Regions from separate parts of the Homo sapiens genome. Here region 1 is linked to region 2. Evidence: chromatin loops called from intact Hi-C (ENCODE). Cell type or tissue: dorsolateral prefrontal cortex. All regions are shown on one strand. Links, peaks and the distances in the headings refer to the core of each region. The heading gives the core; the rest is flanking DNA.

Evidence for each region. A loop is a pair of places that touch in the nucleus more often than their neighbours do. Peaks named below come from ENCODE experiments on the same cell type or tissue, not always from the same donor. Only the 100,000 strongest peaks of a DNase experiment are listed, where the experiment ranks them.
Region 1: it touches region 2 in a loop (2.1-fold over the local background); 26 of 110 quality-filtered maps call a loop at or near these places.

The regions. Positions count from the first base shown.
Region 1 is chr6:149,452,599-149,456,988 of GRCh38, reverse strand. It overlaps ZC3H12D (zinc finger CCCH-type containing 12D), which reads left to right. Exons shown (of 6, transcript NM_207360.3): 4 at 89-323; 5 at 4,267-4,373. Among named protein-coding and RNA genes, the nearest start is that of ZC3H12D, 30 kb to the left of the region's middle. In dorsolateral prefrontal cortex, for the core only: no CTCF peak of the experiment used is centred there; a DNase peak (open chromatin) is centred at 2,268; H3K4me3 peaks cover 724 bases; H3K27ac peaks cover 1,387 bases.
Region 2 is chr6:149,515,747-149,520,136 of GRCh38, reverse strand. PPIL4 (peptidylprolyl isomerase like 4) reads left to right here. Exons shown (of 13, transcript NM_139126.4): 11 at 2,687-2,783. It also overlaps the pseudogene RNU7-3P. Among named protein-coding and RNA genes, the nearest start is that of PPIL4, 28 kb to the left of the region's middle. In dorsolateral prefrontal cortex, for the core only: CTCF peaks have their summits at 2,288 and 2,488; no DNase peak of the experiment used is centred there.

The sequences.
Region 1 (4,390 bases), core at 228-4,227, 63 kb after region 2:
CCGGGAAGCGGGTGGCCTCGCGTTGGGGGTGGTTCTCAGGGGCGGTGCCCTTGGGCCCTCACCCGCGTCTCCGTCGCCCCGCCCTCAGAGCAGCACGTGCTGGCGGAGCTGGAGCGGCAGGCGGTGCTGGTGTACACGCCGTCCCGCAAGGTGCACGGCAAGCGCCTGGTCTGCTACGACGACCGCTACATCGTGAAGGTGGCCTACGAGCAGGACGGCGTCATCGTCTCCAACGACAACTACCGGGACCTGCAGAGCGAGAACCCCGAGTGGAAGTGGTTCATCGAGCAGAGGCTGCTCATGTTCTCCTTCGTCAACGACCGGTAGGTCCGGCTGGGGTCCTGACACCCTGGGGGGCGGCGGGGCGGGGGGCCGGGGTCGAGGCAGTGGCCACGCCTGCTACCAGGTGGAGGAGCTTGGGGTCACCCGGTCACCCAGCCCCTCAGACAGAGCTCCCCCAGGTCCGCATTCTCGGCGGGCACGTCCCCAATAGGTGGGCTGCTTTGCTCTGACCTTGCTGTTCCCAGGGCCACATCTGACACACCACAGAGAAGCCCAAGAGGTGGGCCAAGCATGCAAGCATGTGTTTAGGGCACCACTAACTTAAAAAAACAGAATTGCATACTTCAGAATATTGAAATAGTCATCATGGAAAAGATCTGTACTTTGTTGTATTGCTTTTCACTTATTTCAGGTTTTTGTCTTATTTTATTTTATTTTATTTTATTTTATTTTTTGAGATGGAGTCTTGCTCTGTCACCCAGGCTGGAGTGCAGTGGCTCAATCTTGGCTCACTGCAAACTCTGCCTCCCAGGTTCAAGCAATTCTCCTGCCTCAGCCTCCCGAGTAGCTGAGATTATAGGCACGCACCACCATGCCTGGCTAATTTTTTGTATTTTTAGTAGAGATGGAGTTTCACCATGTTAGCCAGATGGTCTCGATCTCCTGACCTTGTGATCTGTCCACCTCGGCTTCCCAAAGTGCTGGGATTACAGGCTTGAGCCACCGTGCCTGGCTGTCTTTTTTTTTTTTTTAAATCAAAATTTTGAATTACATATGGGAGTAGGCAACAGATTTTTTTTTTTCTTTGACAGGGTCTTGCTCTATTGCCCAGGTTGGAGTGCAGTGGCATGATCACAGCTCACTGCAGCCTTGAACACCTGGGCTCAAGCGATCCTCCTGCCTCAGCCTCCCAAAGTGTTGAGATTTTAGGTGTCAGCCACTGAGCCCAGCCCAGAATCTTTTCTTCTGGGCTGTAAATATCTCCCCCTGCCTGGCCCTGACTCTGGGTTGAAATGTTCAAGAGAACCTGGCTGGTTCATGTAGCCCTGAAATAGGCCTCTTGGGTCAGTTCATCCCAGACCAACCGGCTATGGCTGGAGGCAGAGAGGGACACAGGGCCACAGGCACAAACCACTCAGCTAATGGTGAGGGCAGACACTGGCAAGGTGGATGAGGGTCTGGAGACCCGAGCAGCGTGTGACAGAGCACAGCCAGCTGGGCTGTTGCTCCCATTTCCATTTCTGTTCCAGGCAGTGTTAGCTTGGCCCTCATTCTGGGCTCTCTGACTGACTTTTTGGAACGTGGTTTTAGACAAACTCCTCAGCTCTGTGAGGGCCGGGACTGTATCTGTCTTACGTGCGGTGTCTCCAGCACGCCTGGCCCACAGGGGTGCAGTAACTAGTTGTAAAGGAATGACCGAGTGAATGGCTATGGCTGGGGAAGGGTCGATGGGGAAAGAGGTCTGGGCTTAGGCTGCTTGCACACGGCTGAGCAGCTGCTGACTCTGGACCCAGGGACACAGTGTGGTGTTTGAGAAAGGGCTGGGGCTTTGGAGAGGGCAGGTGAGGTTTCCATCTGAGGCCCTGCCACTTACTGGCTGGGAGTCAAGGGGGAACCACTCAACCTCTCTGAGCTGAATGTTCTTCACCTTGAAAAGGGATTAATAATGTCACCTCTGAGATCATTGTGAGGACTAGAGAGAATTGTGCCCCAGAAGTGGTAGCAGCTATTCCCAGGACATGGTGCAGCAGGGGGTACTGTGGTCCCCAAGGCCAACTGCCCCTGCAGCCGTGGAGGTGGAGGGCCAGAGGCATGGCAGCAGCGCCCTGCAGGAGCCCCCATTGTCATTTCCAGCTACAAAAGGCCAGCGGCTCTCACTGTCCGTCTGTAGCCTGGAGGAATCTGGCTAGTCTGGTAACTATGGGCTCCAGAAATCCTCACTGAGCTCTCAGGGACATGGCCATCTCTGGCCTGATGACAGCCTGGGGCGGGAGCCAAGTCCTTTTGACGCACTGGCCTCCGTTAAGGGCCTGCCAGGAGGCAGGACCTGCCGCCCGCTTGTGAGCGAGGGCGCCTGCCCTGGTGCCCCGGGCACGTCCACAGGGCCCTCTTGGCACAGCTCCTGCTCCTGAGAGAGCAGGAGAGGAAGTCTTTGGGAACGTTTAATAACCACAGTGGGCGGTTCCCCAGATTCTTGGTCAAGGCCCAATTCTGAGAAGCCGGCTGTGCAGCTGGGAGCTGAGCTATGGAGGCCACACAGGGCCGGGGATCACCCAGCTCTCTGCAGAGTGGGACTTCAGCATGACTCTGGATTCTTAGGGGGACAGCAACCCATAAAACATCTTCTCCTTGATTTACAATCCCAACCTCTCTACAGAACCTTTGTATGACCTGGAAGTGGCCTTGGGAACAAAAGTATTTATGTAAAAAGTGGACCTCACTCAGCGAGGGGCGTTTTCCTTCTGAGGAATTGGGTTTTCCCTGTTGAACTCTGAGCATGCATTCCCTTCCTCATTAGGGCTCCATGCCAGGGAGGAGAGAAGGGCAGATCAGGGGCAGGGCAGCCAAGGAAACTAAGACCAGACCCTGTGCCCCCAGGGTGCGCAGAGGAGGAGGTTAAGTCTGCGAGGTGGCTGTATGTGCAGGCAGCACCTGGGATCCACTTCCTCACTGATTCAAACTCCCTGTTCCTATTGAATCTCTTCGCCTGGAGGTTCACAGCCCAGAGCTGTGTTTGGCACGGGGTGAAACACAGGAGAAATGGGACCTAAGCCTCAAGGAGCTCATACAACTCTGAAACCTTCTGGAACTGTTTTTTGTTTGTTTGTTTATTTAGAGATGATAGAGTCTAGCTCTGTTGCCCAGGCTGGACTCCTGGACTCCAGGGATCCTCCTTCCTCAGCTTTTCTAGTAGCTGGAACTACAGGGGTATGACACCACTCCTGGCTTTTCTGGAGCTGTTAACCTCATAGAGGTTTCTAACCTTTTGTTGAGGACAGTGGGAAGCCAGAGGAGCCCTTAGAGCAATTATACTTTCATTTTCCTGGATAAAAATCACCTGGGAAGTTCTTTTTTTTTGGAGAAGGAGTCTCACTCTGTCATCCAGGATGGAGTGCAGTAGCATGATCTCGGCTCACTGCAACCTTCGCCTCCCGGGTTCAAGCAATTCTCCTGCCTCAGCCTCCCCAGTAGCTGGGACTACAGGTGCCCGCCACCATGCCCAGCTAATTTTTGTGTATTTTTTAGTAGAGATGAGGTTTCACCGTGTTGCCCAGGTTGGTTGTGAACTCCTGAGCTCAGGCAATCTGCCCACCTCAATCTCCCAGTTGTGCAGATTCCTGAACAACTTCAGATTCTGATGAAGCAGGTCTTGCGCGAAGCTCGGAGGCTGTCATTTTTTTTTTTTTTAGCCAGGATCTCACTCTGTTACCGGGGCTGGAGTGCAGTGGCACAATCATGACTCACTGCAGCCTCCATCTCCCAGGCTCAGCCATCCTCCCATCTCAGCCTCCCGAGTAGCTGGGACTAAAGGCATTCACCACCACATCTGGCTAATTTTCTTTTTTTTTTTTTTTTTTGCTTTCTGTAGAGACAAGGTTTCACTATGTTGTCCAGGCTGGTCTTGAACTCCTGAGCTCAAGGGATCTTTCTGCCTCAGCTTCCCAAAGTGTTGGGATTACCCATGTGAACCACTGCACTCAGATGACTGCATTTTTAAGTTGCTAGGTGATTCTGACACTGCTGGCTTGAACCACAACAGGAGAAACACCCAAAGAGGGCCAGAGCTGTGCTGTGTGCTCTGCATGGGGTTCAGTGTGAAGGGAAGGTTTTGCTTTAAGATGCTGTGACATCCTGCTGGGTGATGGTGGGCCCGGGGCCGAATGCTTCCTGGTGTTCTTGGGGAACTTGGGCCTGCTCCCTTTGTACAGGTGCTGGTGGCAAATCCCAGGTGGTCTTGCAGTTGCCCCTGTGCTTATTTTCCAGGTTCATGCCGCCTGATGACCCCCTGGGCCGCCATGGACCCTCCCTGAGCAACTTCCTGAGCAGGAAGCCGAAGCCCCCAGAGCCATCCTGGCAGCATTGTCCTTATGGTGGGTAGGGCCCAGTG
Region 2 (4,390 bases), core at 221-4,220:
GTGTATCTAAGAGATCAGTTCATATCAGTATATAAAATGAACCAGCCCTGTTAATGGGTTTTCTAAATTTTTACTCTTCCATGTCCATAGCAGTATGTTCCACCTTTGTACATATTACATTTCCCACATACACATACATATATGTCAAATACATTGCTCGTAGCATGTCAGTCTTAAAAGTTGGGTCTCTCATATGTTGAAATAATACGAGTTTTTGGTTTTTGATGCAGTGTTTTTAACAGGTTTCACTTTGATAGTTACTCACATGTAATGCTAAATTTTACTGGGAATTTCAGGGTTACTTTCTTTTTCTATAACACTTATTTCCCATGCTTTTAATGAACTGTTTTTTTTGTCTGTTTTTAGTAAGAAAGAAAAACACTATTTAGTTGTGAATTGCTGAATTGTTTGGTGGATTCTGTTACCTTATGGGAGTTCAGAGAAGGAAGAAATTATTAATGTGACTAAAGTAGGCAAGGAATGTTGAGTGGAAGCTGTGATCTCTGTGATAAAGGAGAGGGTGACTTGGATTGGAGTTCCATGTACTATTAGTTTCTCCTGTGAAACCTTACCTCCTCCTAGAACACATGGCTAGTTTTTGACAGTGCTGTTTGAGTGATTTGTGAAACCTAAATTGAAGCACTAAGATTTTTTTCCACATATGAAAATTACAACTTTGTGAATGAAAGATTCCAGTAAGTATATTCAAAGTGTTGGTGAGCTGCTGGCCTGATGCAGTGTAGTTCTGGCCAGTAGTAATGCCAGGTGGCTCTTATGTAGAGCTCTGCTTCCAAAGAGCTAGTTTAATTGTATCATTTGGGAAGTGTATGAAATAAATATTATAATTCCTCATTATAGATATGGAATTTGAGGCATAATCTTGAGAAGTGATTTACCTAGAGTCACATACACAGATGATTTAGACAGACCCTACATTTGGTTTGTTTTTTACCCTCTCAATCCTGTCTTCTTCTCAACCCATCCACCCATTGAATAAATACTACTACTTTCTTGTGACTTTTAAATAAATTTCTTCATGTTTTTTCCTAAGATAAAATGTCACATAGGAGGGAGAAGCTTTGGTTTTGTATATGCCATCATAAACATACAGTTTATTATTCTCAGTTAATTTTGAGATAATTATATATGTTATTGATTCACATTTATAAACTTAATGTGTATAATGTGCCATTCACAGCACTAAGAACTTTCCTTTATAGTCTGATGATTCCAGCAACTCTGTGAAATGTTGGTATTATTTTCAGTTTATAAATGAAGATAATGTAAATAAAGATAATGAATTGCAGAGAAGTGGTGTCTTACCTAGGACCTCCCACTACAGTCAAGAACCTCTTACATTAATCTGGTGCCCTTTCTGTTATACGGTAACTGCTTCATCCATAGTGAGACTTTTAATGGCAGGCAGATGGCAAATAATTTTTCAATGATAAATGATGGCTGTTTGTTACCATTACCAGTTATTTTAACTCTTGCAGTAGACTGTTTCACATTTATGGGAAACATTGCTGGCCACTTTTGTTTCTGGAGTCTCTGGAATTGCCAAATAGATTGATCTTGTCTTTTTTGCTTACCCTATGGGTCCCCCTTTAAAACCCTGACAATCAAGGTACACATAGGATTCTCAGTCAAAACCTCTGTCTGTACCTCCAGTTTGTTTTACTTCTACATTTAATCTAGGACCCTTCTGTAGGAAGCCTTTCTACAAACAGCATTTCCTAGTGGTGTGGTTGAGGGATAGGAAAGGCAGGGCAGTCAACAGGTCTGGGACATGGATGCGAATTGAATTCTCATCTGGTAGGAGACTTGAAAATTGAATTCTCATCTGATAGGAGACTAGAGTTGAGAGTAGAGAGGCTGCATTGAATGCTCTTCCTTTCTAGCCCTACCAAGCTAGTTAGGATGTAGCAGTAGGTCCTATTTTCCTGAGGGGATTTTTGGCACTTGGGAGGAATGAAGTTGCCCCTAAGTTAGAATTTCAAAGTAGAGACAGTTTGTCTTTGGTGCTATTACCCACCCTCTCCTCTCACAGCTGTTTGGTGATCTTCTGCACATCCTGCCCTCTTCTATTTGCCTGATGCTCTGTTGCCATTTAGCAGAGTATCTCTTGTTAAATCTTTTTTTTTTGAAACGGAGTTTCGCACTGTCGCTCAGGCTGGAGTGCAGTGGCACGATCTCGGCTCACTGCAACCTCTGCCTCCCAGGTTCACGCGATCCTCCTGCCTCAGCCTCCCGAGTAGATGGGATTACAGGCACACACTATCTCGTTAGATCTTTAAAAGGTCTCTTAAAGTCTCACTTCTCTCAAACTTAGGTCTTTCAGATCTTAAACTCAGGTCCCAAATCCTCAGTTTTCCACTGGACTTAATGTTCTCATGGGCTCAATGGCTCTACTTGAACACGGCATTTGTGTGTAATTTATTTGAAAGTTTGATGTTGTAATATTCACATATATCGTTAGGTGGCAGCATGTGGCTACCTAGCAAAAATGGATGTCTGATTTCAAATTAGTAATGGAGATGGAATTACTATGATTCTTTTGTTCCCTTTCTCTGTCTCTCGATATATGCCATTTATAAAATAGCTCTTATGCTTTTTATAAAATAATTATTGTTCTTGGTTAGGTGGTTTTTTTACTAAGCTCTTTTTTTCTTTTCTTAATAAATAGGTGGGAAATACACCAAGAGTGATTTCAAGGAGTATGAAAAAGAACAGGATAAACCACCTAATTTGGTTCTGAAAGATAAAGTAAAGCCCAAACAGGAGTATCCTTACCAAGAATCAGTTAGTTAATATGTATTGACCATCTGCTATGTGTAGAGTACTGTGTGATGTGTTATGAAAAGTCACAAAAGCTATAGAAGACAAATTTCCTGAATCCAGATTGTTTGTGAGGAAGTAACTTAGTTTATCATTATCTCTTTTCAAGATCTTACATATACTTTGCTTTTTCACTATACTCTAGTGTATGGAGAAAGTTAAGGTTGAAAGAAATCTGTAGCCTAATTCTTTTATTAATACTTTCCTACTCTAGGTTAAGTACTTTCCTACTTATCATATTCTCAGAAGATCTTCAGGTAAGATTTGTATTTTCTTTTTGGGGGGGCTTTCCTGCAAAAACCGGAAAGCCTACTAGACAAATTCTAAAAGAGCTGTAACACTAGCTTTGTATTTTCTATATGTAATTGTAATGTTTTCTATTCCTCATAATCTGAAATTTATTATTGCTAAGCTGATTCCTTTGTGCTACCTGCTGTTATGTTTAACTTCCTTACCTAGATAACAAAATCCTATTGTTCTCTGTTACAATGTTAGGTTACTTCTTTCGGTATAGTATATTGTAATTTCAACAACAAATATTTATTGGGCTTCTACTGAGTGCAAGAGTTCACTTTTGTAGGATTAAAAAGAAATCCATTGACTTGACCATTTACTTCAGGTTCTTCCAAGTTTTAGGTTGAGACATGTAAAAAGTAATGAAACATACTGTTTATATTATGACATTTAAATTGGTTCACTAATTTTTCCCATTATAAATATATCACTCCACACATTGCAAGAGTTATTTCTGTTGTGATTCTTTCTGGTAAATGGTGTCTTTGTTTCCTAGTTTCTATTGGTATTTCAGGGATTTTTTTTTCTACATATGTAGACATTTCTTTTCCAAGTACTCATCAAGAAAGATGAATATCAGGTTGACCTGGTCTATATTCATGTTTTAAGATGTGTTGATTGTCTGCAATGTATAAAGCATTGTGAGGTGTTAGAACTGGATAAAGTCTGAAGAAAGCTGATAAAATCAGCATAAGGAGAGGCTTTCACATGCAGACAGACCAAATAAGAAGCTGAGATTTGGTCAGAAAAGATCAACATTCAAGGGCATATGATTGAAAGCTCAAAATCATAAAAGTTATGAATGGAATACATTTGATATTTATTTACCAAATCTTTGAAATTAAATTTAGGCTTATTACTAATAACTATAGCTGGAAGAAGGGGAATTTTAAGTTTTCTTTAATTTTAATTAATTGAAACAACCACACATATACTTATATGGAATAGTGTAGCTTCTAGCCTTTTGAAGTTGATGCAAAAGAGAGAAATGCTGTTAGGGGATAGTCTGATGTGCAGATAAATTGTCTTAAGTCAGTTAAGAAGGCATGGTGGCATCTACTTTATGGGCCTTAAGAGAAAGAGAAATTAGTGAAAGTATAGATTATTAATAAGAAGAATCAAAAATAGAAGTAGGAGAAGGAAATAACTTGGCCCAACTAGACCTCAGGGAAGAAATTGGAGAAAAGATGGCAGTGAGCTCACAAATTTGTGTTTTATTCAAAGGGAGAGGGATTTGATGTCTTCTGAAAGTGTTGAT